Linked DNA regions of Mus musculus: region 1 is linked to region 2. A link is a contact called in ENCODE Hi-C or POLR2A ChIA-PET data. All regions are on one chromosome and are shown on one strand. Each heading gives the region's core, a stretch centred on a gene start or an enhancer-like site at or near the end of the contact. The rest is flanking DNA. Distances are from core to core; before and after follow the strand shown. Region 1 holds the start of Helz (helicase with zinc finger domain). Region 2 has its middle 23 kb from the start of A830035A12Rik.

Region 1 (2,700 bases), core at 168-2,667, 37 kb before region 2:
GTTCCTGGAGCAAACAGAAAAAGAAGATGGTATGCAACACCAGTTGGAGCTGTTACCAGTTACAAGCATTTTATAGTCCTTTAGTAAAAGAATATGGATACACTTCAAGTGGAAAAAGTTATTTAAAAAAAAAAAAAAAAAAGATACAGGATGAAGCTTTGGAGGGGAAAAAAATTTGCTTCTTTTACCTAAAATTGAAAATATTTTCTTTCAGCAACAGATTAGAAAATAGTCTTCAACCTTAAACATAATAAACTCATCTATTCTACACTGATTAGTCTTACTTTCAAAAATAAAAGAAGGGAGAAAAAAATCAAGGAGGGGGGGAAAAAAGCTATTCATATGAGTGAAGAGAGCAAAATCAAGAACAAACTAGGCCAGATAACGTCTCCCTCTTCCCCCGGCTGCTCCCGGCATCCACTATCTCTGAAGTTACACTTCTGATTATCCTAATGGCTTGTCTAAAAAGTGTAACTTTGCAAGGGAGAAAGGATGCCAATTTCGGAGCTCAACAAAAAAAAAAAAAAAAAAAAAAAAAAACAAGGTTCCCAACCCAAAAGGAATCTGAAGGCTCTGGCTTCCAGCCCTGTCTGTGAGGACCCTCAGCAAAGGCCAGGGGGCAGAAGACTCAACTCATTTTGGGGAGAGAAATCACAGTTCCTACTTAGGACTATGTGTCCGAGCCCTTGAGGGTAAAGAGAGAGAAGGAAAGAAAGGGGCCTTTGGAGACACCTCCAGGAAGAGACTGTGCATTTGTTTTTGTAGATGTGCTCACGGGCCACGCATGTCCCAGGAGGGGGGCGGGGAGAGGGGGACCACAGTGAATCTTGAGCAGAGCCCTCTGCTGGGGAGGGGCGCCCCCTGACCCACTTTCGTGCTGTCCCCTGCCCTGGGGTCGCCGCCCCACCCTGGGTGGAAATGCTAACCCGGAGGGCTGCACCGCGCGCGGCGTGGGAGGCCGCCCGCTCCCCACCCTAAGCCGCGACCCTGGGGCGCGGGGCGTGCGGGGACCCCAGGGTCGGCCCGTGCCGGAGCAGCCTCGCGCGGGCTCCCGGGTCCCCCCGAACCTCGGGCGTGTGCAAGGACCCTCGGGCCACCGCCTGGGTCCCTGGCACCTCAGCCCCCCAGCGGAGGGAAAAGGAGATTGAGGAGGGGAAGAAACAGTAAACAGCTCCAGCGTCCGGGCCTCGCCTCTGAGAGAGCCCCGCTCCCCAGGCCCTGCCGGCGGCCGGCGGGATCCCCCGCTGTCCCCGGGGCCGCGCTGTCCCGGACCCGGAGCACCCGAGGAGAGTCCGGGCCTCTCCCCGGATGGCTCTGGAGGCTCCTGAAGCGACCCGGGCAGCGGAGAACGGGGAAGTCAGGACTTACCTGTCATTACTTTCTACGCCATCTTGGATCCACTTGTCAACGTCCCCACAAAGCATTATGGGTAAGAAAGAGCCTTTAAAGTGACTCCCCCCCCCCCTCGGCCCCCGACTCCCGCCTCCCGCCGCCGGCGCCGCCCCCTCCGGCTGCACCTCCCTCCGGAAAGTTGGCCCCAGAGGCCCGCCCGGCCCCCTTCAGCGCCTGCGAGACTTCTCAAGGAACACCCCTACTCACACACCCAGTTTTCCAACTGTGCCTTTGGGGTGCTCTCTCTTCCCCCCACCCCCGTCCCTATCTCCCCCATTCCTTACGCGAGCTGCTGTCTGCCCCGCCGCGATCCTGCCCTAGTAGCCAGATACCCTACTCCTGCATTCAATCAACACGGCGTGTCCCGGACGCGGGTGGTGTGTGAGCCGGCTAGCGGATGCATAGATGTATGCAGGGATGCATGAGCGCATGAATGCGCACGCCTGCGAGCGGTTCCCCCAGCTCCAGGTCCTTGCTACCGCTCGCGCTTCCCGCCCCGGGGCATCCGCCAGGCATGTCGCACTCGCGCGCGGGGACAGTGTCGGTATCCTAAGAAGCCACTCTGGGGCCCTAGGATCCCAGGAACTCGGTGAAACGCCGAGTCAATCCGCCCGCAAAGCTGCAATTGGGATCTGGGAAGGTTAAGCTAAATGCAACTTTTACCCCAGTTTACTCGCGCGGTCCCCTCCTCTTGGCCGGTAATGTGATCTGCGACCCTCTAGGTCGGAGGACCCCCTCCCCTAGGAATGTGGCTTTAGAATTCAGCCGGGTTAGAGTCCAAATTGTGGACTGTGACTTCCCCATGCAGGTAACTCAAGAGAACCCGGCTGCAGAGTCCGGGTGGGGCGTGGATGCGCGCCTGGGCCGGGAGGGGGTCCCCCGGGTGGGTTGGGGGGTAGTGCCTACCGCGTTTCAACTGTCCTGTTCCCACAAGGCGGCGACCCCAGGCGGCGGGACAAGGTAGAGGGCGGGCGCCACGCTGGCTCTGGGCAGAGAGAGGAGGGGGATGTCCAGAGTGGCTTGGAGGCGACCAGGACGCAGGAAGTAGGAGGCGACCGTGCGCCGGCAACAGACCTTTGCGAGCATCCCGCGGGCATCTGCTTTCTGGTTGCAAGACAAGCCCAGCGCTTTCCCCGCCCCTCCCGCGTTGCTTCAGGCGAGCAACACCTAGCTCAGGTGACCACCCCTTTTGCTCCATGAAGTACCAGCTCCTTGCAGCCCTAGTCCTGCCAGAAATGTAGGTCTGTTCATTAACTCCCCACCCCCACCCTATACATTCTCTTCCTCCAGTGTCAGCACTGCTGAGTT
Region 2 (2,700 bases), core at 28-2,527:
AGATTTCCGAGTTCGAGGTCAGCCTGGTCTACAAAGTGAGTTCCAGCAGGACAGCCAGGGCTACACAGAGAAACCCTGTCTCGAAAAACCAAAAAAAAAAAAAAAAAAGAAAAAAAAAGAAAAGAAAAAAAGAGCACTGTCTGTTCTTCCAGAAATTGATAACCAGCAATCACATGGTGGCTCACAGCCATCTATACTGGGATCTGGTGCCCTCTGCTGGTGCACAGGTGTACATGCCGCGAGACCACTCATGCTAAAATAAAATAAATCTTTTTTTGGTCTTGTGAGATGGCTTTGCAGCCAAGTCAAAAACCTTAGTTCCTGGAACCTTTATGACTGAGGGAGAGAGCAGGTTCCCAAATGCTGTCCTCTGGCTTACACACACACACTGAGGTGAAAACACACAATCAATCCATCAATCAATCAATGTTTTAAAATTTTTCCCTTTTTTTTTGGGGGGGGGGAAGAGTACTGTGAATTCAGGGTCTTGTATAGGCTACGCATGCACTCCACCACTATGCTTCCCTACCACTTTTCTTTTTTGGGGGGAGTTCGAGACAGGGTTTCTCTGTATAGCCCTGGCTGTCCTGGAACTCACTTTGTAGACCAGGCTGGACTTGAACTCAGAAATCCTCCTGCCTCTGCCTCTGGAGTGCTGGGATTAAAGGCGGGTGCCACCATGCCCGGCTGCCTCCCACTTTTTAAAAGGCACAGACTGATCAAGAATGGAAGGAAATGTATAATATTATCAGTATTTGGGAAAACAGGACTTAAAAAAAAAAAACCAACTCATCTCTTGTGTCTGTATTTTTTAATTTCCCCAGTGCCAGGGACTGTTCACTGATCGCCATAAACACCTTCTGTAATAGCAGACATCACCCCACCCTGCATCGGTCCTGCCTGGGGAAAGGTGGGGGCCGTGGGGGAGAAATAAAAACCGATGAAGAACGTGATTCCGAAATATCTGTTGGTTTCAACCTGCAGGCTGTGGGTCGGAGAAGCTTCTGGAAGGTCCACCCACTGTGTCTCTCTGCCTCAGAGTTTCCTCAAAGCTACTTTGATTCCCCTCTCACCTTGCCTGTTTAGCAAGAAACGCAGTAGCAGATGTTATTTTCCCAAGAAAAGTTCAAAGCACAAAGAGCCAGCCTCTGGCTTCTGCTCCCTGCCCTCCATCCCCTCACCTGATGAAAGCCTTTGATATGCGTTTGTCACAAGGACCTCTGGGTCTCAACCCCCTAGGGCCTGGGCGGGGCTCTGCTCGGAGTTGCTTAAGCCTCCCTGCTGGCTCCTTTGCCACGCTGGGACCACGTGCCTAACACCAGCCTTGCAGCAAATAATGACATAGACGACAGACAGAGGCAGTCCTTCAGGAACCTTTGGCTTCTCCTCTAGAGGAAAAACTGAGCTCATCTTGAGAAAGGGATGAGCTCGGGGCGATACAGCAGAGTCTGGATTCCGCAGCAATCTGCTCACTGGCCTGAGAGAAAAATTACAGGATTTCTGTAGGCTTAGGTCTCTCAAAGTTTGGCACTTTTCTCACATAAATGCCACAAGAAACTCCCCATGCCTGGGTGGGTTTCCTCGTGAGCTCTCCCGGGGGCTTGGGAGGGCCAGCCTGAGCCCGGGGGCGGAGCAAGCATTGTGTTCTGGCCACTTCAAGGAGGAGATCTAGGGAAGTCTGAAGCTGACGGAGGGAAGGTCGGAATTGGCCACCACTAAAGAGCCACCGCTTCAGAAGGGAACTTGGGAGTTAGCTGAGTGAAGAGATGGTATCTCTGACCAACAAGGAGAATGTTGCCCTACTGCTGTGACATTTTGAGGTGGAACAACAGCAAAAGGGGAACAGGGAAGGACAGGGAGGATCCTGGCTCCCCACTGCCTTAGAGTTAGAGCCTTGAGTGACTGAGTGAAGTAGTGTCTCATGTAGCCCAGGCTGGCTCCGAATTCCCCTATGTAACCAAGGATAACTTTTAACTTTTTATTTTTTTAAGATTTATTTGGTTTTATTTATGTGTGTGCTTGTGCTGGTACGTGCACGTGAGTGCTGGTACCCCTGGAAGCCAGAGGCATTGATTGGGTCTCCTCTGCAAGAGCAGAGTATGCAATGCTCTTCACTGTTTGGTTTCAGGCAAGGGACTGAGGTGTATACTTTACATATCAAAGCCGACCTGGTCTCCAGGTCCTCCCAGCAGTCCTCAATCCCACCTGGTATACCCTGCCCCCAATCCTGAATTTGCAGCCCAAGGCTGGGCTGCCCTTCCCCCAGAGGCTCCTCTCTATATAATTCAGATATTTTATGCTCCAGAGCGCTCGCGCGCGCTCTCTCTCTCTCTCTCTCTCTCTCTCTCTCTCTCTCTCTCTCTCTCTCTCTCACTGGGCGGGCACACACACATATAGTCAAGCTCGCAAACACACATGTCCCATAGTAACTCCCCTGGCCTCAATCCCTGGGGCCAGTAAATTTGCCCTAGAGCAGTTTCCCAGACCCAGCTGGCTCCATCCTGATCAAGCAGAGGAAGTAGGCTCCACTAGAGGGAGCAGGTGGTTACTTCCCGTAGTTCCCTCCCCCATACTGCACCCAAAAGAGCCCCTAATCCAGCTCACTCACAGGAGGTCACTGATACAGGAAGCTTGGTGGGACTCATACCACCCACCCCTCACATCACTTGCACTAAACAGATGCTCCATCCCTACCCTGAC

The links. Hi-C counts contacts between places; a loop is a spot of excess contacts on that map. ChIA-PET counts read pairs that join two places held with the same protein, here RNA polymerase II (POLR2A).
Region 1: a map of heart shows a loop between it and region 2 (4-fold over the local background). The contact joins the promoter of Helz here to the enhancer-like site in region 2. A Hi-C loop is called at or near these places in 13 of 37 maps with a recorded cell type or tissue (CH12.LX, Patski, T-helper 17 cell and 7 more). POLR2A ChIA-PET finds 5 or more read pairs at or near these places in 5 of 5 experiments (Patski and embryonic stem cell).

Annotation. Positions count from the first base shown.
Region 1 is chr11:107,546,650-107,549,349 of GRCm38, reverse strand. It overlaps Helz (helicase with zinc finger domain), which reads right to left and starts at 1,417. Exons shown (of 33, transcript NM_001368755.1): 1 at 1,369-1,417; 2 at 1-4. It overlaps Gm39426 (a long non-coding RNA gene), which reads left to right and starts at 1,356. Exons shown (of 3, transcript XR_003949607.1): 1 at 1,356-1,429; 2 at 2,327-2,568; 3 at 2,683-2,700.
Region 2 is chr11:107,509,653-107,512,352 of GRCm38, reverse strand. No RefSeq gene overlaps it. Among named protein-coding and RNA genes, the nearest start is that of A830035A12Rik, 23 kb to the left of the region's middle. Within about 2 kb of position 1,277, at least 1 of the 3 ENCODE cell types and tissues checked has a DNase peak (open chromatin) inside an H3K27ac peak, as active enhancers do; it is heart, where a contact is called at or near this core.